Linked DNA regions of Mus musculus: all the other regions are linked to region 2. A link is a loop called in an ENCODE intact Hi-C map of the cell type or tissue named here. Cell type or tissue: heart. All regions are shown on one strand.

Region 1 (5,000 bases), 150 kb after region 2:
ACCTTTGGTTTATGAGGATTCATATGGCAGTGTGGAGTTTTATTTGAAAACAAGACAAAAAACAGGCACCTCCTGATTTTACTCCCTGAGGACTGCTTTGGCCAGCTGTTCTTGGAGGACCTAGGGCAAGAAGCATACATATAAGGTGAATATATAAGGTGAAGCATATAAGGTGAATGGGACGATGAGGGCACCAGAGCCCAGGGGAGACAATAAGCTTTGAGGAGGTACCCACTCACTAGAGTGGGGCAGTTTAGCCAAAGTGAATTTAACATAACATTTGTTTTTGCTGTGGGTTTTGCTGAGGATCCAACCTAGAGTCTTGGATAGACATTTTAGATAAGGGTGCTACTACAGAGCTACATTCCCAGCCCTGCTTTTACTTTGTATTTTGAGATAGAGTCTTGCTAAGTTGGCTTTGAGCTCCTAGCTCAAGCAGGCCTTGAATTTTCAAACCTGTCTCAGCCTCCCACATAGCTTGGGATTGCAGGTCTGTGTAACCAGGCCTGCAGTTTGCCTTTCTTATGATATCAGGAAGGGAGAGATTCATTTGGTGAAGAATAGAGAACCAACCTACACTTGAATACTGGGCGCAAATGCTCTGCCTACAACCTCCTGAAGTGATCCAAGAGCTTGACCCTGATGGGGTGTCTTGAAATCATTACAACTGCTATCCTACAAAACAAAATAGCTGCCCCTTCTGTGTCCGGCTAGTCTATGGTCTAAGAGTTGTCTCAAGGTGATAGAGGAACCTTCCTGAGAAAGGACCGGGCAGCATCTCAAGACTGTCTTTAGACTGGCAAAGGTGGGCTGCCAGTCCAATGGTCCAGAGGTGAGGTTCTGAGTTCTGTCTTGTTGCTGGGGTATGTGAACTCACTCAGGCAGACAAGACACAGAATGCTAGGTAGCATTTTACCCTACGCCAACATCAGGTGCTGGGTATTTGAGAAGCACCGCTTGGGTGGGAAAATGCAGCCAAAGATGGGTACTTCAGCGCAGGTGAGAAACGATGCAAGCTGAGACTGAAGCTGGGGTTCCCTAACTTCTGGGTGTCCTGTTGCCACTAGAATCTGGGTGGAGTGTGGAATGGACGGGCCCTTGGGAGGCCGGAGCTGGGGGCACAGGGAACTCTGGCTTTGCTTAGCAGTGAATGACTGGGGAGCCTAGAGGGCCCTTCTGCAGGAGACTTAGGAGGCAGTGTTGCTCTGTAGGATGAAGGCTTCCTCCATGGCCCCCACGATGGTTCTTGATGAGAGAGACAGTGCTTGATTCTAAACTGTTTATTATTGTTCATCGTGGAGAACAGGTGTTTACAACCTCCTCAGGGTGGACCAGAGATGAAATGTCTTTTCAGGAAGGAGTGTCCTGGAAGGGAAGCTTATTGATTAACCCCTAGAACCCATCTAGATATCTCATTAGCATGGAGAATTCTGTTCTGTGTTACGTGACCAGGGGTCATGTTCTTTGTGTGGGGAGTTGTGGTCATCTGTTCCAGGCCAGGAAATCTGGTTGGGAGTAGGTGAAATATTCCCTGTCCTTAGGTATGAGGTGTTGGGGTTTCTGAACCTACTCGACCTTACCAGGTTTCCTGGCATGGTCCACTGCCCCACAGATGTACTGCATAGCTAGCAGAGTCGTATATCCCAGGTTCTAACGTTCTGAAATTTTATTTTGTGTATAAGTGTTTTGCCTGTGTGTGTTTATGTATACCACATGTTTCCCTGGTGCCTGGGGTGGCCAGAAGAGGGTATTAGAGCCCCTGGAACTGGAGCTACTTTGAGCCACCATGTGGGTTCTGGGAATCAAACCTGAGTCATCTTCAAGGACACCAAGTGCCCTTGACCACAGAGCCATCTCTGAAGACCGTACTGAGGTAAAAAAAAAGTTGTCTGCCCTATCTTTTCAGAGACAGTGCAACCAAGTGAAGCTGACCTCCTAGGCTGACCCTGCTGTCCCCTTGCTAAATGCCCACAGCATCACTTTCAAACCCCATTGCTCTTTAGAACCTGCTGTCCTGTGGAGCACAGGTTCTGGCCTATAGAGCCTCCAAGCATCAGCTGAAAAGGAACCCCACCCTTTAATTAGCTCCCCAGTCACTTAACATCTGCCTATTTACAAACCTGCACACTAAACAGAATAACCAGACACCTTAGGGAAAGTCAGAGCCTAAGGAAGAACTGTGCCTGACCAAAGTTCTTGTTCCTTACCAGCCTTCTCCAGTTCTTAGGCAGTGCTTCCCTAGGTTGTCACTTAACATAGCATGCTCCTCTGCCCCCTGCAGGTCCTTGTGGCCTGAGCTCCCAGACTTCTTGCTGTATTCAACATTCAGATTCCATGTCATGACTGCAAATACTGTTCAGAGATGCACACAGTACACTGGCACTCTGAATCTCTAAGCTTTAAAATGTTTTCAGTTCTATTTTGTCTGTGTGTGTATGAGAGGGTGTGGGGCAAGCATACCACCATGCACATGGAAGCCAGAGCAGAGCTTGAAGGCGTTGGTGGTCTTCTACCATGTGTGCATTGTGACTGAATTCACATTGCCAGGCTTAGGGCAGGCACATTTACCTGCCCAGTTGTCTCCCAGGCGCCATTATGACACTTTAGCACATATGCATTACTGTATTTCGTCTTTACCCACTTCTACCACCACCCTTGGGACTGGTCCCTTTCCCCCTCTTAGATAGTCCTCCTGCTTTCCTCTCCTCCCTCTGCTGTCTGGTCCTGCCCCGCCCCTGTTCTACGTTCCTCTTCCACATGTGTATTTAAGTCAGTCAGTCAGTCTCTGTCTCTACCTCTGTCTCTGTCTCTGTCTCTTTCTCTCTCTCTCTGTCTCTGCCTCTGTTTCTTTCTCTCTCTCTCTCTGTCTCTGCCTCTGTCTCTTTCTCTCTGTCTGTCTCCCTGTCTCTGTCTCTCTCTGTGTATACATATCAATGCTTGTAGATGTAGATTCTTGTATTGATCTTCAGCTGGTAGTTTGAGACAAGATCTCACAGAAACTGAAGTTCCATGTGTCACTCAGGTTGCCTTGCTGGGGAGTTTCCAGAATCCATTTGTCTCTACCAACTAGGCAGCATTGAAGATTCAGGACTGCACTGCCATGCCTGGCTTCTACATAGGTGTTGGGTATTTGAACTTGGGACCTTTTGCTTTCACAGCAAGTGAGCTCCATCCCCTTAACCCTGTACATTATACTTTCAGCTATTTTTCCTAAGATTTCATTCTTTACCTCTGAATAAAATTGTATTGTATGTATTCAAGACATTTTCTTTATCCGTTCTTTTGGGGAAGGGCTTCTAAGTTGGCCTCATTTCTTGGCAGTTGTGATTAACAGTGCAGCAGTAAACACAGTTGTGCAGATATCTCTGCTTTGGCCACTTTGTCTCCATTTGTTTTCTACTTGAATGATGCTAATTGGTTTTGCCTTAGATAGACTAGTGAGTCTCAGCCTTGAGCATGTGGGGTCACCTGGCTGGCTAGTGACAGTACATCTGAAATTGGGGGTTAAAGTGGAAACATGAAGGTTCTAGGGCTTTGCTGGGACAGTCCCCCTGGATACTCTGAGATGGGAACTGCTGCAGATGGGTTGAGTCAATGACCCAGTGTGGCTGTTCAGTAGATCTAGTTGGCCACTGCAAGTCTTGGCTTTCTGGTTCCATCACCACGTACCTGGCACCTGGAACCTGGAATATTTCTTCTGAGGAAGAAGTGTAGCCAGGGCACAGGACCACAAGAACCTTGGTTTTGATCCAAGAATTTACAGATACTAAAGAGGATTTGAAAACAGTTGGTAGGACTTAGAGGGAGAGAGAGATTGATAAGGGTCAGGGTATTCGGAAAAAGGGAAACAGAAAGCCACGTTTTTAATAGCATTTCTTTTCAATAGCGCTTGGGAGACAGGAGAAAGAGTAGTGACTAGGGTTCAGGGCCCAGGGTCCAGCAGGGTCTTGTTCCTCGTGTTGAGAGTGCACACAGGTCCTCTCCCAGGATGGTGTGGGAATTAGGTGGAAGCAGCTCTTCACACTAGGGCCAACCAAAGAGGGAATATTTAATCTTTGTACTTGTAACCTTGCAGTCAGCTAAGAGTTGCTGTGTGTGGCCTAGGACTCTGGATATCTAGGAAGGGCATAGCAACAATGTATACTCACCTGTCCCCTCCTTACTGTTGCAAGCCACCCCTGTCACTTCAGCTTCAGCCCTCCAGTCAGTTGTCGTGGTCTATGATCTTTATCCTCTGGTGAATTTATTTTTGATCTAGCCCCTGAAGGCCAGCGCCTGAACATGAGCTCCAGGCTGCTTCGAGAGTTCCCATCTTAACCTTTGACGTAAGCCTCCTTTTGAATTTTCTACAACTCCCCCACCTCCCAGTGAGGCCCAGCTGTGGTGGTCTGCAGGCAACATTTTATAGTGGAACTACAGGGGCCTATGAGGTATATATTTACTAAAGGGACTCTGTTTTCTTACCTTGTCTTCATGTGTATTGTCATTATCTATATGGCTTTAGGCTGGCCTCCTTAGGTTTTAAAACTGGACCATTTTATTTATTTATTTATTTAATTTATTTTTTCTTGTAGCAGGGACATTGCCTTACGTCCACTGTTAATCCAGTCCTGACAGGGAGAAAAGTGGCTTTACATATCTCTTGGACTTTGACAAGGGGAGCTATTGACCATTCACATCATTTTTCTCAGAAACCTGACTTTGATGGTTATGTGTCCCCATTGCAAAGTTCCACCTCCCTAGCATCCCATCAAAAAGAAGCAGGTTGCACAGATGTGGGTTTGACACAGCCTCAAAGTGGACTACAGCCACTCATTTGCTGGATTATCTCTGAGGCAGCATTTGAGCACTTGGAGCTGGTGAAAGAGGAAGAGAGTGTCCTGGGGGCTGTGAAAACCTGACAAAGAAGAGATGCCATCTGGGTGGGTTGGCAGGGGGTACCTGGTGAGGCCCTGGCATAGGACTGTGGGCCTTGGTTCTGCTGGGAAATGGGGAGGCAG
Region 2 (5,000 bases):
CCCCTCCCACCCCCACCCTCTGGCAAAAGAAAAAAAATGGCTGTGTGCTAAGACAGAGTGAGGTGAGGAAGGCTTGTGGAACCAGATCAGGAAGGTGACAGTGAGCAGTTTCTGTGATAAGATATAACTGGGGGAAAGGTGAGAGGAACTGAGCAGGAGAGAGACTAATCAGACTTTCTACTTAACAAAATTTGGAGGTGGCTACACGGCATAAAAATGGCTTTGGTGACTGTGGAGAAAGCAAATGGTGTACTAGAGTCAGTCATTAGGCAGCTATCTCCAAAAAAATGTGGACAAAGTGCAGCCAGTAGGGACTAAGGAAACCTCTTTACCCATGTGTCCACAGGAGTCTCCATTCTGAATTTAAGAGCAGTGCCTGTGTAGCCCTGTCGTGGAAATCTATTTGTAAACCAGGCTAGACTTGACTTCACAGAGACTCACCTTCCTCTGTCTCCCATGGGCTACTGTGTGCTAGCATTAAAGGTGTCTGGCCTGAGGCCCTTCCCACTCCCCACCACTCCTCTACTGAAGCCTTCAAGCTACCTTGATAAGGAAGACACCCAACAGGTTCCACAGGTCAGGGTAGGATGCAACTTTCCCGCAGGACCATTCTTGGGCAGACACCAAGAAGCCAGGTTGCTTGCCTAGGGATAAAAGGAGTCTGGAGGGTGTGTGCACCACTGCTCAATCCAGAACCTCTGCTAGAGGTGAAAGACGGCCAAATTCCAAATGTAGACACTAAAACTCCTTTGGAATTCACCACTACAACCCTACCTGTACACAGGCCAACAACACAACAGCAAACCTCCACCGTCAGCACTACAACAAAGGCCAGACTCTACACCGCACTCAGTATGTCCCAGGCATTGTACAAGGCATTTCACCTGTATTATTTCACAGTCCGTTTAGCCTTTCCATCAACACTCTGATGAGCGCCATTTATCCCTTTGTACAGAAGGAAAAGTCTCATCCTTAACAGGTTCAGTTTCCCAGACTAGGCCATCACATCTCCTCCTCTAGAGGAGCCCGTTGCCACGGTAACAAATGAGATGAGGCACGATCAATCACACACTGGCACACACTCACAAAGCCATTGTCATCTGATGGCTCACTGTATCTCTAGACTTTGATAAATAACTTCATCAGCCTCTCTCTCTCACACACACACAAACACACCCGCCAACACTCTCACACCAGCACAGCTAGTGACATAGAGATACTCAGAACTGTGTGCCCACACCCTTGGGCCCCTCTAGCCTGCGGTGGCCTCCTTTCCCACTAGGACCTGTACAGTCACCTGTCCCTGGGCCCCACAGGCCGAGTGCCCTCAGACTATGATAAACAGCTCCATCAGTCTATCACACTCACACACAAGTACAACCGAGATGCTCAGAACTCTGTTCCTACATCCACTAGCGGCCCCTTGTAGTGTCTTCCTTTACACAGGGCACACTGGTCACATCACGCAGTTGGTGGTATTCGCACCTGTTTCTTGGGGCTCACAGGCCTAGTCGGTCTCTCCCTCTCCCTTCCCCCCTCCCACTTCCCTTCTCCCGCGCCCCCCTTCCACTTCTCTTCTCTCGCGCACACACATATACACACGTGGAGTCTCCTGAAGGATTCTCATACTGTGTTCACCCCACAACAAACAATATACGCCAAGCATACACGAAGCTTCAGGCGTGCACCCGAATCAACTCAGATCACCAGAGCGACCCACGCAAACAGGTCTCTGTCTCTCTCTGTCTCTCTGTCACACACACACACACACACACACACACACACACACACACACACACACACACACGCTATCAATCATTCCCACTGAAGGAAGGCTCGCAGTCACCAGACCCCCTCACCTGTCTCCCTGCTGCGTCCTCCGTCTCACAGCTGCCACAGAACTGCTAGCAACAGAGCTCCCGCGCCTGCGCACTCGCCTCCCAGACCCCCAGGGATCCCTTCAGGGCCTCTCCCCGGTCCCCCCGCCCCTCCAGAAGGACGCAGGCCAGTGCGGCCCCGCCCCCAGGGCTTCCCCCGGAGCGCGGAGCCACGCCCCCTGACACGCAACTAGACGCTGCAGTCGCAGAACCCCGGAGACAGCGCGAGGCCACGCCCTCAATAATTTGGTTGGCTATTCTGCCGACCCGTGTGCGCCCTCCTACGCTAAGCGCTTTTCTAAGGGGTTCGGCCAAGCTCCCGTTAGAGTCCATTCAGCATGCGTCCTTTCCGGGATGCTTCTCCTAGCGTTCCACACCTCGGACTCACTGGGCTTCCACGCGCCTTACGCCGTGCGCAACCGCGAGCTTGTACCGCCAACCTCAGGCTTTGGCAAGAGACTAAGGATATCCACGCCCAAAAGGGTGTTTCCATCCTCGTTGTCGCCTGTCTGGAGACCTTGTGACCCTCAGAGGAGAGGACAGAGTTTCTTCTGTGGCTGTTTAGAAAGCCATGGGGGAAACGATGGGCACGTGAGAAGAGGAGCGTTCCACCTTGGAGTCTGATTGAAGACTCTCCACAGCACAATTCAACACTTATAAGGCCGTACTCCCTCCCAAACTATAAACCTGAAATTTTCTAGGAACTCAGTATAAATCTCACGTAAAGGGGAAAGGCCTGCCCTAAACCTCTTGAGCAACCCTAATGATTTCTGGTCCTACCTTATCAAATTATAACTCCATTCAAGCCACTTCCGGAGTCACTTTACATCTCACCAAGTAGAAAGAGAATAGGGGTAATACTTGAGGAAACCCTAGGCTCAGTGAAGGACAAGGAATGACTCTCGGGTCGCACAGCAATCACCAGGATAAGGGTAGACTAGACACCAGACCCTGTTATGGCATCCCTTAGCAAGAACACAGTCATTGGTGTGTGCACAAGTGAAATGCTGTCAGCTGCACAATTCAGTATACCCAACCTGCGTATAAATATAAGTGCCTAGAGAAAGGGAAGTGACTCATTTAGATCTTCAGTCAAGACAGTGATGAGCGTCAACTGTGACATCTGAATGGTCATGTGGGAAACAACGGCACTACTGAGCAAACACAGCATTTCATTTCACCGATGGGAAAACTGAGGTTCCAAGCACATTGGACCTTACCTGAGGCCCCAGAAATAGGAAGTAGGAGGGAAGCACAGAGGTTAAGTTCTACACATCATTTCTCTAAAGGGGAAACCAAGAGACTGAGAGAGCCCCAGTCCAAGAATGGGGGTACAGGGTGGGAGGCTCCAAAGAAGAAGTGTGACTCAGATTCTCACAAGTCTTTCAAAACCTCCATCTATCCAGGAGAAACTATGATGTTACTACCAAAAGAGGCAGGGAATTCGTTATCTTGGAGACCAGAAAGGGTGAGACTAAAGGTTGCATTCATTTCCCAGTGAATGAAAACTAAAATAAAATAAAAAGGGAAGAACATGACTGTTCCTAGGTATGGTAGATGAGAAGGTTTATTGTAGATAAAGGGACACATAGTCAGAGGCACGGATGTCTGAGAGAGTCCAAAGTGAACATGACCCTAAGCAATATGAGGAGAGGGAGGAGGGGAGAGAAGAGGGCTAGACCAAGAGGCCAGGAGGCTAAAGAGAGTAGGTGAAAGGACCAGGTAACCAAAATGATTGGATTGCATAGGGAAGGAGAGCTGGGGGAAGGGTGGCCCAGCCCCTGGGCTGGAGAAGTTTAGGGTAGAGGGCAGAGTATGCCTGCCAGGAGGGCCCTGTAATAGGTACAAACTGAGAAAGGCAGGTAGAACCTGGTGGCCAGGTCCCCTTTAATATCTTAAGTAGGCACTTTTGTCTGGGGCTTGAAACTTAACACCCAGGAGACCTCTTTGGACCTCAGGAACGTGCACGCCTTGCATGCTCAGACTAGCCTCTCCTGTCATACTTGCAACTGTCCAGTTGACCCAGAGGAAATAAGAAGAGGCCCCGCCTCAATACACTTATGCCACCCTGAAATGTGTCCTTTTGCCTACTGGGGGTGGAAGGATACAAGGTTGGGGAAGGGGTTTGTTGAGAAGACCAGCCACGGAGTAAAGAGTAACAACACCATGAAAAAAAATTGCATGAAAAAAGGCCAAAAAGAAACTTAGAATTTAGGCTGATGAGATAGCTTAGTGAGTAAGAGCATGGACTGCTCTTCCAAAGCAAAGTCCAGCAACCACATGGTGGCTCACAACCACCCGTAATGAGATCTGATGCATTTTTCTGGTGTGTCTGAAGACAGCTACAGTGTACTTATTTATAATAAATAAATCTTTGGGCGAGAGCGAGCCGGAGTGAGCAGAAGTCCTAAATTCAATTCTCAACAACCAAATATAGGCTCACAACCATCTGTACAGCTACAGTGTGTACTCGTATACATAAAGTAATTAAAAAAAAACTTAGAACTTGTATACTAACATAAAAAAGAATTAAAATGAAGTGAAGAAAGAAAGAAGAAAAAGAAAAAGGAAGCGAACAAATAGGCCTCTCCACCAGTCGGAATCCTGCTCTCTCTAGAAGCAGTCTTTCTCCCCCTAACCTAACCAGCGGTCTAGCGTTTCTCTGTCTCCAAGGCTACAAATTGTAGGCTTGAAGTGGTGCAGAGACTTCTGGGTATTGTAGTGTCAAGGAAGCAGAGAGGTGGGAGGCGCGCTTGTCAATAAAACGGAGTTTGTTAGCAGAAACGTCTGAACCAAGGAATGGTTTGGAAGACTGAAAACGCCTTGCAGATATTCTTAGGGTGTTAGCATTGTGTTAGGAAAGAGGGAGGCGAAGAAAGGGCTAGGCGCGAGGGATTGTGGGAGTTGTAGTTTTGCATTCTGTGGCGATCTGGAGACGGAAATGACGAGACTGCCGCCTCGCGTCAGATGTGAGGACAGCAGACCCTGTGTTTAATCTGCTTTTCCCCCCCAAGCCAGAGTTCCAAGGTCAACTAAAAAGGCTGATTCCCACAAGGATTCTCATGACCTTCCTAAGAGCACCGGCGACGTGTGAGGATTGGAGTGTGGAGTGATTGGAGTGGG
Region 3 (5,000 bases), 96 kb before region 2:
CTAGTCCCTGTAGGGGCAGCTTCCTGTTTGCGGTTTATCTCCTGGAGGAAGTTGGTATCTCTGGAAAACAGAGCTGGAGGAAAGGAAGGACTAGACACCAAATCTACACGAGACTACACCGTGCATGAGCAGAGATGCCAAACCCTTATTACCCTGTGCGGGAGTAAGGACAGGGTAGGATGTGGAATCAGGTTGTCTCTTTTCTCGTCTTACTTGCATGAATATATGTGCACCACGTGTGTGTGCCTGATGCCCACAAAGTTCAGAGGAGAATGTTCTATCCCCTGCAATAGGAGTTAGGGATGGTTGTGACTCACTATGTGGGTGCTAGGAACCTCTGCAAGAGGAACAAGTACAATGGCTAAGCCATCTCTTGTCGCACTGGGAGTTTCATTTCTTGAAGCATTGACATGGATACAAGTCTAAACTAAGTTGACCCTGTAGTTGTCAACGTCCCTCCAGCACCTCTGCCTGACTTCTCTGCCTCAAGTTGAGCTTTCGAGGATTGGTTATTTAACCATCACAATCACGCGCCCAGAGACACCATCTCCAGCACCAAGGCCTCGAGAACCATCGGACCTTACCCTTCCTTCACACCCAGAATAGATTCATCTTTGTCCACTCAGCCCAGAAACATGACACTCACCTTTGTGCGCGGTCCCCGAGGTCACTGCTCCTTGCTGATCCTGGGAGGCCAGGCTGTTCCTGGAGCGCGGCCTTCCCCGGTCGGGGCTCCCAGGAGCAACTACAGTCCCCGCCGCCGGACCTCCACCAGGCCTGGCCTTTGTGCAGAGGGCGCCACGCCCCAGGAGGGCCCAGGGTTCGCATGACACTACACTCGCCATTCCCTGCATGTCACGCGAGGGGCGCACGCTCTCCTAGCCAGGCTGCAGACACCCTTCAAGGCCGCTGCTCAGGGACACACCCCCGGCAACACCCACGCCCGCCACGCCCTCGCCAGCCACGCCCTCGCCCTGCCCAACCCCGCCCTAAAAGATCGGACCCTCAGGCAGTTCCTCCGGAACGCACCGGAAGTGGACTTTGCTTGAGCACAAGGCCCCCTGGGAAGTGTAGTCCCCAGCGGAGAAATCCTTTAGAGCCCAGCTGGTTTTTACAAGACCCTGTGGGAGAACCGCGGGACCCTGCCGGAAACACGAGTCCCGCGAAATTCAAAACAGTTCCTCAGAGGCTTCTGGGAGTCCTGGTGACAATTGGAGCGTACGAGTGCAGCGGCAGGGCTAGTGGCGCGCGATTTGAGGTTGTTTGGAGGAAGGGGAGTTGGAGGATGCTGTGAATTGGGCTGGGGCAATGCGGGCTTTTGGCAAGTCCACAGTGGTTCTGGTTGCATGTACTTTTCAGTTTGGGATTCAGTTGCTGCCATTGCAATCTTCACCTCTCCACTAGACCACCTCGACTTTAGTGCCTAGTGTTCAAAATGCCCCTCTGTATGTACTACCAAGTTTTAGGTCTGCAGGTTTCCCCAGGTTTTCTTCTGCGGTGCCTCTTTAATATGTTCACTCTTGCCTTTAATCGCAGTGCCCGGGAGTAAGAGACAGCCGGATCTCAGAATTCGAGACCAACCTGATCTGCAGAGCGAGTTCCAGGACAGTCAGGGCTACACAGAGAAACGGGGAAGCGGGGTGAGGTGAGGGGAGCGCAGTTTATTCTTTGTCGGTTTCATACATGTATATATACTGTATCTTGATCATATCCAACACATCTCCTCTCCCAACCATCCCCAATACTTCCACATTCCTTTTGCCACCCCACCACACTTTTTTTTTAAATATAGCCCTGTTAGTGCCGCCTACCAGTATACCAGTGGAGTGTGACATGAACAATCTACCAGAGGCCACATCCCCAAAGAAAAATGACTCCCACTCTCTCAGCTGCCATCATTTGCTTATAGCTCCTCAGCTAGGTGTGGAGGGGTACGCCCTTCCTCTATCAATGGCTATAATATTGATCGGCGCTGGTAATTACCAGCAATCTTGTGCTGGTAATCAGTTTCTATGAGTTCATGAGCACAACATGCCCAAAACCATTCCACAGCACTCCTTGCCATTCTCAGACTCTTACATTCTTTCTCCTTCGTCTAATACGATGTTCCCAGACCCTTGAGAAGGTATACAAGAATGTCCCATTTAGGACTGTGAGCTGCCTATTTTTGTCATTCAGTTATCATCTGAGAGAGTGTTGTGTGGCTCTGGATGTTCTGGAACTCACTCTGTAGACCAGGCTGGCCTCGAACTCGGAGATCTGCCTGCCTCTGCCTCTGGAAGGGCTGGTTTTAAAAGTGTGTGTCACTACCGCTGAGCAAGCAGAATATTCTTTATATAAAATGTTTGAGAACAAAAGTGTTATTTTTTTTTCTGAGTGGTAAATATGTGCATACCGTAATGAAATATTTTAGAAAAGAAACCAACATCTAAATATAAAACCATTTATGCTTCACAAACACCTCATATAACCAGAAGGAAATTTTATACTAAAAAATTCTTAAGCAAAAACAATATTGCAGCATTGTCACCACAAAGATTTTTTGAAAGGTTGGTTTATTATTTTATGTAAATGATGCTCTATCTGTATGTACATCCGCTTTCCAGAAGAGGGCATCAGATCCCAGGATAAATGGTTGTGAGCCACCATATGGTTGCTGGGAATTGAACTCAGGATTTTGGGAAGAGCAGACTGCTCTTAACATCTGAGCCATCTCTCCAGCCCCTGAAAGACTTGCTTTTATTTTATGTGGATGAGTGTTTTGTCTTCATGTATTGTGTGCATTGCGTGCCTACAGTTCTTGTGGAGCCCAGAAAAGAGCATCCCCTGGAAGTTGGGTTACAGACAGTTGTGAGCTGCTATATGGGTGCTGGGACCCAAATCCAAGTCCTCTGCAAAACCAGCAAGCGCTCTTAACCACTGAGCCATCTCGCCAGCCCTGGCAATTTGATAACAAATTGGGTGGGGGGTAGAGGAAGAGAATGAACTTAGGATAAACAAGGAAAGGCAGGCATACAGTCCAACAGAACCTACCATGAGATGGACTTTACAAAAACCACCCAGAGTCCTCTGGAACAACGAGAATGGAAGTTTGTGTCCCCTGTTTTCCTATTTCTGCAGTGTGTACTCATCTTGCATGTGATCTTTCAGTTTGTTTTTATCCAAGGCCTCGCTATGTAGCCCTGACTGCCCTAGAACTCTGTAAACCTGGCTGATCTCTAACTCAGAGACCCATCTGTCTCTACCTCCAGAGTGCTGAAATGAGATGTGTGTGCCTCCAAACACAGCCACAATCACCCTTTCAAATTTTACTTTTATTTATTTATTTGTATATATGCATTTGTAGGCTTGATTGCCCATGTGCGTGTGTGTGGAGACCATTAGTCGGTGTTGGGAGTCTGTCGCCCTCCACCTTACATTTTGAGATAGGATCTCATGGTAAGCCTGGGGCTCCCTGTTTCGGCTAGACTGGCCTGCTGGGGGCTTGTTAGTAAATATAAGAATGTTTCTTTTGTGACCTAGACTATATATACACATGTGTATTTTTTCCCAAATAAATTCTAATTCTTTGTTCCAGTCTTTAACTTCTAGGCACTTCCTAAAACAGATTCTACGTACCAGACCAGATTTAATTTCTTTACCAATAAGAAAACATAACCTTTAGGATCATTAGAAAGCTTCCATCTTAAATACACTACACATACTAATTGTTCCACCTGAAGACACTTTCAGTTTCTAAATTGTTGTCATCACCTAAGTTCCAAATTTGAGAGGCCATGGTTTAGAAATAATTTTTCTGGTCTAACACATTTTCTAAGCACCCCTATGGGTCAGTGTATTGAAGTCCTTTCATTTTATGTTCTCTTGGTATCTATTTCATTGAAGTTTTAACTTTCCCAGGCTGGAGGTGTAGGTCAGTCACCTTTGACACTTCCTAGTATCACACCATCCACAAGTGGCTCAAGCTGGTGCCAAGAACAAGAACCCGTCAAAGGGGGCTGCCTGCCTTCACTGCTCCCTTTAAATGCACTGCTGAAGATGGACTGGGCACATATGTCGCAATGATCACTTTCTACACCTGAGATGACCTCCCAGAACTCATGCCTGCTTGTTGCGACTCAACAAAGGAAATCTGTAACCCTGGGCCCAATAAAGCATTGGCTCAGGGATACCCCCTCATGTTCCTTTGCCTCTGTGTGTGGCCTCTCTGTGTTCTGTGCTGATGTGTCTCCTAATCATTGAAGGGATGTTCTCCATCCAAACTTAATACAGTCAATCATGTGGCTAAACATTTTATGTGCATTAAATAAACATTTTACAATGAGTATTAGAAGAGTTACATAAATAACATGTATATTTTTAAAAAGAAATTTTCTGACTGTAAAATAAATGAGTAATAAACTTGAAGGAAACAAGATGGATTACAGACATTTGAAAAAGTCCAAGCAAAACAATTGTGTTTTGGATCAGGAGGCTAAGGGGCCAAACCTAAATGGAAATACTTAGCAGGTATATGCACAGGACCTGAGGACAGGGAGGGATGCCTGAGATGACTGCATCAAGAACTCACCAATGATGGGTGGTTTAGGAACATTTACTGAAGATTTCTCCCCATCCCTTACATTCCTAAGAGCTCTTTGACCTGTGTGAGATCTTCCATGTAGAGTACAGTGAACAATCTGGTTGAAAGCTAAATTCTCTGATGAACGCTACAGGTTCGTAGGCGGCTAAAGGGTTTGCCATGGGGGACACATTTTTACAGTTTCTTTCCAGTGTGATACCTTTGGTGGCAATTAAGGGATGACTTTCTTCTGAAGGCCCTTCCACATTTCTCACATACATAGGGCCTCTGACCAGTGTGAAGTCTCTGATGCTGAGCACGGGAGGAGCCATCACCAAATGCCTTTCCACATTCCGCACATTTGTAAGGCTTCTCTCCAGTATGGACCCTCTTGTGTCTTATAAGATAGGCAGCATGTGTGAAGGTTTTGCCGCATTCA
Region 4 (5,000 bases), 130 kb after region 2:
ATAAAATTCATATGGATCATAGAACTCAGAGAGTTACAAGATTCAATAGCTATGGCCAGGAAAATGGCTCAGGTAGTAGAGTGTACTTGCTGCCAAGCTTGACAACCGGAGTTAGACTCCCAAGACTCACATGATAGAAGAGGACCAACCAACTCCTGATAGCTGTTCTCTGACCTTACATGCACATGCATGGACACACACACACACACACACACACACACACAGTGCCTGCAAACCCCAGAAATGGAAAAAAAAATAATCCCACACAAATCAGATACAAAAAGTGACTTGAGGATAGCTGGCTGGAGTTAGAGAAGGAGTACACCCTGAGCATCACGGTGGAGTCATAGTGGGAAAGGAGATAAGGAGATAGGAGGGGCAAAACAGAATTGCACATTTACTAGAGTTTAAACAAAAACAAAAACAAAAAAAGATAAAGTTTGGAGAGACAAGAGAAAGCCTGGGGTGCCCAGAGCCTTGGTTCCTTGTAGTTGTCACTGAAAGTGGCACAAAGCTGTTCCCGTTAGGGTTTCGTGGGTACTAGGTGAGTGTGTACCCCTGAGCCTTTGAGGCTCACCATGGAGAAAATATGTATCTTCAGATTACTTGGTTTAGCATTCTAAGAATTCCTCTGTGTGGCCCAGGACTCGGGATGGAACAGTAACTACCGTGGCTGTGTCTGATGCTGCCAGTTTGCCTTTTAGTTTTGTTAGCTTTGAGCCAGGAAGGGATAGTTAATTTTTTTTTTTTTTTTTTTTTTTACTGTCCTCCGTTTACTCTTTACCTTTGGGGCCATTTTAATACCCCTGCTGTGGGTTCGCCTTTAGCCTTTTGATCAGTTACAAGCAGCCTGTGATCTTTATCACCCGTTGAAAGGTCCTGGCTGGTTTATCTTTAATCTAACCACGGAAGTCCAGCGCTTGAACATGAATTACAGGCAGTTTGGACATTTTCCATTACAGGGCTCAGCATAGGCCTCCTCTTGAATTTTCTAACTCTCTACACATCCTTAACAGTCTGCTGAGCAAAGACTTCTGGAGCACCTTGCTAAGGAGATGGCTATGCTTTCCATTTTCTTAGCTTGTCCTCAGGTGTCATGTATCGTTTTGCCTGTGGGCTTTGCTTCTTTAGGCTGCCCAGGATTTTCTCTGGTGCAGGAGGAGTTTGTTTAAAAAGTCCATCCCTTACTTAGTCCAAGTGTCAGCAGCACCTGACGCCTGCTTTTGTAAAGGTAGTTACGTGATGATGATACCATTTGTCTCAGAGAAGCTGACATTGACTTTCAAGTTTCAAATTGTGCCTTGGAAGCAGATATCTGTAGAGGGTCCTTTCATTCCTTTTCTTCATCATCAGCATCCTCCAAACTGTGATGGACCTTTCTTCTAGGAGAGTAATAAGTCATAAACACTTAATTTGGAGCCCTACTCTGAAGGTTCGAGGTCATTCTTGCTATGTCACTTAGTAAGGTAATGTGACCTCTGGTTCTCTGCAAAACAGGCCGATTTCAAGATGAGGTCGTCCCAAAATGCAACCCGCACCGGAGGCTCGAGCGGAAACATTTTGGGGAAAAACTCCAGATCTCGTGAACCGAATTTTTTCTTGAGACCGGCGTTGGCCTGGAAGCGCCCCGGGGCGGAAGGGGTTACGATGATAGAGACGACAGGAGGACTGGAGTAGTGGGAGCGTCGCCGCGGGCAGCTCACCGCGCAGGCGCGAGCGACGAGGCTGGGTTGGGGGCCGCCCCGACACCCGGAAGTGTGCGCCTAACGGGTCGAGCCCAGCCTTCTGTCCGGGGAGGGGGCGGGGCCCGAGCCCCTCGGAGCGAGGCGCCATAGAGCAAAACGGAGGACCTGGGTCCTAGATAATTCCGGAAGTAGCGTCCCGAGGCGCCTTTCCGTACCATAGAGCCGGAGGGGGTAGCGGTCAGGGGTCCTGGAGCTCCTCTGCCTAGAGTGGCGAGGTAGCGGTGGCGGCCTGGGAGGGGGAGGAGAGGGAGAGGCGCGAGCGGAAGCGGCCGGGAAGGTCACTTCCGGCCTGGGCGCCCGTCCCCCTGACCCCAGGGTCTGAGTCGCCGCTGCCGCCGCTGCCACCATCCGCGAGGCAGGCGAGAGGAAGAGTGCGGCGTGACGGCCCCGGGGCCGCGGAGGTGAGGGCGGCCGCGGGCTCAGGGGGGCGTGCGCCGAGTGGCTGGGATGAGAGCGCGTCGGGAAGCTGGGCTTCGGACGGGGGTGGGTGGGGAGGCGGGAGGGCGAGCGCGGCAGAGCGGACTAGTGCGCGTGCGTGTCGTGTTAGGGGTGTGTGTGGGGGGGGTGGGCGTGAGCGGGCGCGCGGCCGGGGAGTTCGCGCGCGCGCGCGGGAGAGATTGGCGCCGCGGCCTGGGACAATGCGCGTGCGCTACTCCGGCGGCAGTGCTGGGCCGGCAGGCACCTGGGTTATCCAACCGGTGGGGTCCGGGCCACCCGGACTGGACTTGCAGCCGGTCATGGCCGGAAGTGCCAGGGACTTGTTGCGGGGGCGAGGCTTGATGTGGGGAGAGACCCCGCCGCCTGGATTGGGCTGACCGGAAACGGCGGCCCATGGTCAGTCTCGGCCCAAGTTCTCCCAAGTCCTCTCCTTCCTCAAATCGAGTCGCCTGGCCCGTTGCTGCCTCGGGGGCCATGCGCTGGCCTTTGATCCAGCGAGTAATTACGGGATGCAGGTGGCGGGAGGCTCATTCATCTATTTCCCCCGCGCGTGCTGACCGGCGGCAGGAAACACGTCCTGGGAGGGGAAGCGCCAGGCCAAGGTCAGCACCGTGTGGGTCGTCCTGGGCCGCCTGGACTGTTGCCTTCCTCCCCTGGGCGGACACAGGGCTGGGTCCAGCGCGGAGCCCCGCCCCTTAGCAGACCTCCCGCCTCCACCTCCAATCTGTACAAGAGTTAGGTCATAGGGTGACCCCCAAGCCCCGGGAATGTGTGCCCCAGCACTTACAAAAGGTCAGTCGGAAAAGTGATCCACAGACGAAGAAGTGAGTGGGGAGTGAACTGACACCTGTCTTAACACCAGGATAGGAAAATGAACATGAACTGGGGTTGGAAAGCAGGAGCTGAGACCTGACCCAGGACGACCTTAGGCGTTATTGCCCAGGTCGTTATTAAAAACGCAGACCTGATGGGTTCCCCCAACCCCTTAATTTCTGATTCAGGCTCCATGTTTGGCGTTGTTGAGAATCTAGCTGAGATCTGGCCTCTGCTCTGGGGAAAGCTTTAAGCCTCTTGGGTCAAGTGCAGGTAACTTTCCCCTCCTGCTTCTCTGGAGTCACTGAGTGCTGTGCTGCCATGGCCCAGAGAACTTTCACATTAGATTCTGACTTGGTTTATCTCATGTGTTCTCCATCTGAGCAGAGAAGGGTATATCCTCAGGCTTGGCCCATGGTGAAATTCAAGAATGATTTGCAGCTACTGGGAATATTGCCCACGAGCTCTGAAGCTCAATTCCTCGCTTCAGCTCCTAAGTTCTGCAGCCATAGATAAGAAATTTCATGCCATTCCTCACGAGGACACAATAGAGGTGTTAAAGTGATACACCCAGAGCAAGGGTTTTCATACTTTTGCTTTCAGGCAAAAGTTCAAAAAGTCTCTGGAGCCAGCTCCTGAGTTCCAATTTTGGCTCGTTTATGGTTCCGTGACCTTGGATGTGTCACTTCCCCCTTTCCCAGGCTGTTTCCACTACTTAATTGTTACACTGTTACAGTTCCCTGACTATGCCCAGTCCATCAAGACTACAAACTCCACTAACCCCAGGGCATTGAATTTCACTGGTGGGGATGTGGGTTGGAGGGCTGTTCTCAAGGTTTCCATGGGCCAGGCCTGCTGGTGGGTGACACTGGCCAACTTGACAAGGCTCTTGTAGTTCTTGTTTTGCAGTAGCTTAGGACAATAGGGAGATATGCCAGAGTGTCCCTGAGCGTTTTAGGCCCTACAGGACGTGGATGCTGAGTCTTGGACAAGGGGACCCTGAGACTTATGGGAGATGGCAGAATGTATAGAGCTCAAGGCCATCAGTAACTCTGTAGTCACTAATGGGCACCCATAGCTCTGTGGGTCCCAGACACACTTCACAGACTTTCCAAACCCACATTGTCATCCTCTGACTGACTAGGGATGCACCAGGTGTTGGGCCTCCATATTTAGGAGAGACTGAACATTTGATGACTTGCTTTGAGAGGTTGGCAGGCACCTGCTACAGAGTTCTCTTGACACCCTGGGACAGAAGTGGTCACCTTAGTTTTGGCAAGATAGGACACCTACTTGCTGGTACTTGTGTGCCCTAGGCCGTAAAGTAGTTTCAGGATACAGTATGTGTAGCTTTGTGATTGTAGTGCCACCCCTTTAGTTCTGTTGGGCATGCTGGATCTGGGGTTACAGCCCTATTCTTAAGTGCTAGCCATTGGGTTGGGCTCCTGGTTCCCTATTCCGTGGGTAAAATGTTAGGAGACTGCATACAGGGCTGCTGGCTGGAAGACTCTTGAGACCTGGCCGCATTATAGAAGACCTATAGTAGGATGATTTGGAATAGGATAAGCAGAGTAGAATAAGCGGAGGTGACTAATACTGGTGGCTGGAATGGGTAGGGAGACTTGAGATCTGTGCCAACTGTAGTGGAGGCCTCACTAGCCAGCAGGACGAGTGCAAGCTGAGCTGTTATGACCTTGAGGTAGATCCTAGCCCCTGTCCAAGTGGGCTGGGTGACCCTGTTGCCACTGTGCTTTTCCTATTCTGTCTCTGCCTTGGCCTCTCCCTTTGGGCTCCCAGAACAGTGGCTTCTCTCCTGTTCCTGGTGTGGAGTGCCTGCCTTACAGGGGATAATGCTGGGGACTAGATGCTCATCAGATAAAATCTCAGCCTCAAAGCTAAGGGCAAGGCTGCTGAGAGCATAAGTTTGGGTTTGTGTGCAGGATCAGTTGGTCAGGGCAGAGTATAGTTCCTACTCTCCTTTGAGGACTCAGTCTTCTGGAAATT
Region 5 (5,000 bases), 840 kb before region 2:
ATAATAATATTTATTTAAAGCAACTACTATTGAAGACTTATTCTCAGAGGACCATGAAGCTTTTCTGACATAAATCACATTGTAGAATATAATTGATGTCGTTTTGTTTTGTTTTGCTTTGCTTTGCTTTGCTTTGCTTTGCTTTGTTTAAGACAGGGTTCTCTGCAACAGACCTGGCTGGCCTGGAAATCACAAAGTTCCACCTACCTCTGCCTCCCAAGCCCTGGGATTAAAGATGTACACCACTACTCCCACCATAAAAGGTATCTTCAAAAATACAAAACAATCAAAATTATTACTTGTATCTACTCATGTAACAGTCAAGTAAAACTAAAATCTACAAAGTATGCAAAGAAAAACATCAGGAGGAAAATCTAAAAATTCTTAAATTCCAATGTAAATGAAAATACCATGTATGGAGGGACAATGTGGCGCTGTAGGTTCAAGGCCAGCCTGCAGATTTTCATATAGTTCACAGGCAGCCAAGGACATATAAAGATACCCGATTTCAAGAAGGAAGGAAGGAAGGAAGGAAGGAAGGAAGGAAGGAAGGAAGGAAGGAAGGAAGGAAGGAAAAGAAAGGAAGGGAGAGAGGGAAGGAGGGATGGAGGGAGGGAGGGAAGGAGGGAGAGAGGGAGGGAGGACGGAAGGAAGGAAGGAAGGAAGGAAGGAAGGAAGGAAGGAAGGAAGGAAGGAAGAGGGGACGGAAGGAAGGAAGAGAGAGAGAGAGAGAGAGAAGAAAGGAAAAAGGACCCTTGGGATACAAACAGTTCTAAAGAAGGGCTGATAGCTATGAAAGCTGTATCAGTTACCTTTCACATCAATGTGGCAGGATATTTAATATATGTAACATAGGGGACTTCAATTTAGTCATTGAAACTTGTTTTGTCACTCGTTGTCCTGGCTTGAATCAAAGGGTAACAAAAGAAAAAAAACAAAATCCAAGAAGGGCTGGAGTGATTGCTCAGCAGTTAAAAGCACTAGATGCTATTTCAGCCTTTAGGCAAAGAGCAGGCTACATCTGACTATTGTCACTCTGTTCTGTTGTGAGGCCACTTTCCTTGGACAAAGAATCCTTGTCCATCTTATACTGTACCACTTTGTGGAGCTGGTGCTTGCCACATTGCTTGCAGAAAGTCTGGAGTATCTTAGTAATGTTCACATGTTTACAGGAGTAGTACTGGCACAGAAAGGAAATACAATCTTCAGGAGAGTAAAAATAAAAACAATAAAAACAACCTTCTAGGACTGGATTGCTATCAGGGACATCAGCCCTGTGCCTGGGCTCATTATCCAGACCCCAGGGTTCTGTAACATCAGTAGACCGGGGACCATGTACCATCTCATCTGCATCAAGAGTTTGCAGCCCAGCTGACCCAGCTGACCTGAGAGGCTCATGAATAGAGGCATTCCTACTTAAGGCTTAGAATCAGTCACACTAAGGCAGCAGATTTCAGACTTGTCCAGATGTCAGAAGACAAAACCTATCTCCGCTCCTACCTTCCAACCTTGTTTTTCTTTTAGTAAAAGGGTTTCTTGTGTATTACTGGAAATTGCTCTGTAGAGAAAGTTAGCCTTGAACTCCAAGATCCATTTGTCTCTGCCTCTCAAGTGCTGGAATTAAAGGTGTATGAGCCATCTCTTCTGGGTATTGTAGTTCAGACAATGTGGACCATGGGAAACCGGGACAGTTGCAGAAGGGGAAAGTGGAGAAGCGATATGCATGAAATTAACAGGACTTCTGCGGACACTGTCATGATTACAGATACGCCCGTGTTCGCATTTTCCAGAGCAGTCTTGGGGGGGGGGGGGAGTACAGCAAAGCTTCCTAAATGTTCCTAAATGTTCCTTTAATTTTCTCTTAGCACAATAGAAGCATTAATCCTGACGACTCCATAGTGGTGTGAGAAGTGTCTGAATCTAGAGTCCTGTGGTGAAGGAATCTTTGAATCCAATCCAAACATGTCCTTTTCCCCTCTTCCATGGTCACCATTTCTGTATTTATTAGCCCACGAACCTGGCGAGTATCATTTCACACAAGGCAAATGTCTCAAATGCAAAATTCAACTTTGCCCGTCTCCTGTATTTCTAGACATCAAATAAAACAAGGTTTCACTATGTAGCCCTGTCTGGCCTGGAACACACTATGACAGCTTCGAAAACACAGAAATCTACCTGCCTCTGCCTGCAGTTCTGTAATTTAAGAGTTCCAGCAAGCCTGACCTTGTGACTCAGCCTCTACTATTTCTAATCCACATCTAACTCACCTAAGGTAGAAAACGGTGTGGAGAAAATAGTCTCCACGCCAGTGCCAAGAAATCCACTGAAACTTGGTCTTGTCAAGCAGGGCAGTTGTGTCCGGATCGCAGAAATTTGCTCCTGCATGAACTACATTGCCCAGAAAACATTGCATGAAACTCAGCCAATGAAAATGGGCATTTCAGCGACGGCGAGAACCGTTGGGCGGGACTTTTGGCTTTGCGTGCTGGAGGTTCTTTGTAACTTCCTGGACCCGTCAGTATGGCTCACAGAAAACTGGTGTCATCTGCTTTGGCCATGGCAGGAAAGCCGGCACGTTAAAAGCGTTTGTCCCCCGTCACAGAGACGGATCTGAGGTTTGCGACAGCTCGTGTGATCTGATCCAGGCTTCGAGTGCGGATGGCGACTTCCCAGGGCCCCACCATCCTCTGGAGCCCGATGGTGATTGTGGAGGCTGCGGGTGGAGCCCTGCCCCAGGTGAGTGCCTAGTGATCGCCCACCTACCTGAGTTCTAGAGCACTGAGATCTGGGTCAGGAGCCAACAGGGCAGACGTTCATGTCCCCGACTGTAGGGTACGGATGAACGAAATAATGTTTTTTGACATCTGTGTGCTAGATCGCTAGAGCCATCCCCTCTGACTCACAGTGCCTGTTGGACTGTACCTCCCAAGGCTTGTGGGCGGGCCTGAGCTCGGAGACAGAGCCCTGGGGTGACCTCTACTGGCGTTTTAGATGAGGGAAAAAGGGCCCAGTACCCCTAAGGACCTGACTTTTGTTTATAGAGAGACTGGTAGCCATGGAAGATTTGAACAGAGGTGAAACTTGATCTATTCAAACTTTCCCAAGCATCTCCGGGGGAATATTGAGCAAGGATGAAGTTATGTGGATGGAGACAGAGATCTATGAATCCTTAGGTAAATGCTGTGGACTAATGCAGCAGTTAGGGTTGTAGACCATAGAGGGAGAGATTAGTCTTCAAATATCTGAATTTTTTTGAGACATATGTAAACGAGGCTATGTAAACGAGGCTAGAATCAAACTTGCAATCCTTTAGAGTGATTGGATTAAAGGCAGGACCTCCCACTTCCTGCTTGTTTGACTTTAAAGTAGTACTTTCTTTCCCTTTTATTATTCATTCATTCATTTACTTACTTACTTACTTACTTATGTGAAAACATTCAGCATTTAACTAAAGTCTGCTGTGTTAACTACTTTTCCCCCTGGAACTCAGGTCTGGCTGGCCTATGTAGCCAGTGCTTGCCTCAGTCTCCGAGATCTGCCTTCCTTTGCCTTCCAAGTGTTGCAGTTAAAGGGATGCACACCATGCTTACCCAATAACTTTTTTTTTTCATTTTCCCCTTGGCTTTTTATAGAGACAGGGTTTCTCTGTGTAGCCCTGACTGTCCTGGAACTCTCTCTGTAAATCAGCCTAGCCCTGAACTCAAAGATCTACCTGTCTCTGCCTCCCTAGTTCTGGCATTAAAGGAGCGTGCCACCACTGCCTGACATCTTTTTTGGTTTTTTGAGACAGGCTTTTTCTGTATAGGATTAAAGATGAAAGCCACCACCACCTGCCTCCCAATTGTATATAGATAAACCTATACATTCTAAAACAATTGTGTGTTTGTGAAATTCTCGACACAAGCATTAGTGAGGTGCATAGGAAACAGCTGTACTGAGTACTTCACGCATAGGACTCAGTTTGGTGCAATCACTTTCCTTTTGAGCTAGGATTGTGTGGCGGTATTAATGAGAATGATTTCCATAGGCTGATGTATTTGAATGCTTAGTCACCAGGGAGTGGCACTGTTTGAGAAAAACTAAGAGGTGTGGCCTTGTTAAAGGAAGTGTGTAGCTGGGAGAGTTTGCCAAGGCTAGTGTCTCTCTCTGCCCGAACCCCACCCCTCTTTCCTGCTGCATCTATATTAGGACGCAAAGCTCACATCAGCTACTGTGCCAGTACCACACCAGTCTGCTTCCCACCATGATAATGATAATGGACTAACCCCCATGAAACTATAAGCAAGCCCTACTTAAATGCTTTTGTAAGAGTTGCCTTGGCCATGGTACCTCTTCACAACAACAAAGCAGTAACTGAGACAGGCTGCCATGCTTATCCTCAGGTAACAAACTGAAGAGATTGATTCTTTGTCCAAGGTCACCCAGTAAGAGACACCATTAAGGGATGGAGCCCAGTGGGTACCCGACTGCATGTATGAGAGGGGACTTGGGTGAAATTTTGGGATACCAACACTCTTGCTTATTATTCCCAACCTTGTTTTTCTACAGGTTTCCCAGTATTCAGTGAAACCTGCCAACCAGGAAGAGGTAAGTGGAGGGTGCCCAGGAATCACACTCCTGACTTAACACATAAGGGACCTCAGGGACGGTGGTGTCCTGGGACTCTGTGCTGGAATTGTCTCTGTCCTTTTGTGATAGTTTGTTTATGCTTGGCCCAGAGAGTGGCACTAATAGGAGGTGTGGCCTTGTTGGAATAGGTGTGTCACTGTGGGCATGGGCTTAAGACCCTCACCCTAGCTTCCTGGAAGCCAGTATTCTGTTAGCATCCTTCAGATGACGATGTAGAACTCTCAGCTCCTCCTGCACCATGCCTGCCTGGATGTTGCCATGCTCCTGCCCTGTGATAATGGACTGAACCTCTGAACCTGTAAGCCAGCCTCAAATGTTGTCCTTTATAAGGGTTGCCTTAGTCATGGTGTCTTTTCACAGCAGTAAAACCC

The links. Peaks named below come from ENCODE experiments on the same cell type or tissue, not always from the same donor. Only the 100,000 strongest peaks of a DNase experiment are listed, where the experiment ranks them.
Region 1: a loop joins it to region 2, with 2.8 times the contacts of the local background. A loop is called at or near these places in 10 of 42 quality-filtered maps.
Region 3: it touches region 2 in a loop (3-fold over the local background); 7 of 42 quality-filtered maps call a loop at or near these places.
Region 4: a loop joins it to region 2, with 4 times the contacts of the local background. A loop is called at or near these places in 8 of 42 quality-filtered maps.
Region 5: a loop joins it to region 2, with 6 times the contacts of the local background. A loop is called at or near these places in 2 of 42 quality-filtered maps.

What each region holds. Positions count from the first base shown.
Region 1 is chr7:6,133,967-6,138,966 of GRCm38, reverse strand. All of the region lies in intron 2 of Zfp787 (zinc finger protein 787), which reads left to right. Among named protein-coding and RNA genes, the nearest start is that of Zfp787, 19 kb to the left of the region's middle. In heart, a CTCF peak has its summit at 2,289 (motif pointing left); no DNase peak of the experiment used is centred here.
Region 2 is chr7:6,283,514-6,288,513 of GRCm38, reverse strand. It overlaps Zfp667 (zinc finger protein 667), which reads right to left and starts at 1,934. Exons shown (of 5, transcript NM_001024928.2): 1 at 1,860-1,934. In heart, a CTCF peak has its summit at 4,852; DNase peaks (open chromatin) are centred at 1,253, 2,023 and 4,863; H3K4me3 peaks cover 2,615 bases; H3K27ac peaks cover 2,303 bases.
Region 3 is chr7:6,379,248-6,384,247 of GRCm38, reverse strand. Zfp78 (zinc finger protein 78) reads right to left here. Exons shown (of 5, transcript NM_001025163.1): 5 at 1,643-5,000. The coding sequence ends at 4,757. It overlaps Zfp28 (zinc finger protein 28), which reads right to left and starts at 930. Exons shown (of 7, transcript NM_175247.3): 1 at 647-930; 2 at 1-73. The coding sequence starts at 854. In heart, CTCF peaks have their summits at 851 and 2,624 (motif pointing right); a DNase peak (open chromatin) is centred at 977; H3K4me3 peaks cover 2,044 bases; H3K27ac peaks cover 1,329 bases.
Region 4 is chr7:6,152,991-6,157,990 of GRCm38, reverse strand. Zfp787 (zinc finger protein 787) reads left to right here and starts at 2,026. Exons shown (of 3, transcript NM_001013012.2): 1 at 2,026-2,146. Gm36371 (a long non-coding RNA gene) reads right to left here and starts at 772. Exons shown (of 2, transcript XR_391130.2): 1 at 1-772. In heart, no CTCF peak of the experiment used is centred here; DNase peaks (open chromatin) are centred at 1,930, 2,380 and 2,740; H3K4me3 peaks cover 3,009 bases; H3K27ac peaks cover 2,534 bases.
Region 5 is chr7:7,118,959-7,123,958 of GRCm38, reverse strand. It overlaps Zfp954 (zinc finger protein 954), which reads left to right and starts at 2,483. Exons shown (of 5, transcript NM_172738.3): 1 at 2,483-2,736; 2 at 4,549-4,587. The coding sequence starts at 2,659. In heart, a CTCF peak has its summit at 2,976 (motif pointing left); DNase peaks (open chromatin) are centred at 2,478 and 2,928; H3K4me3 peaks cover 1,569 bases; H3K27ac peaks cover 1,029 bases.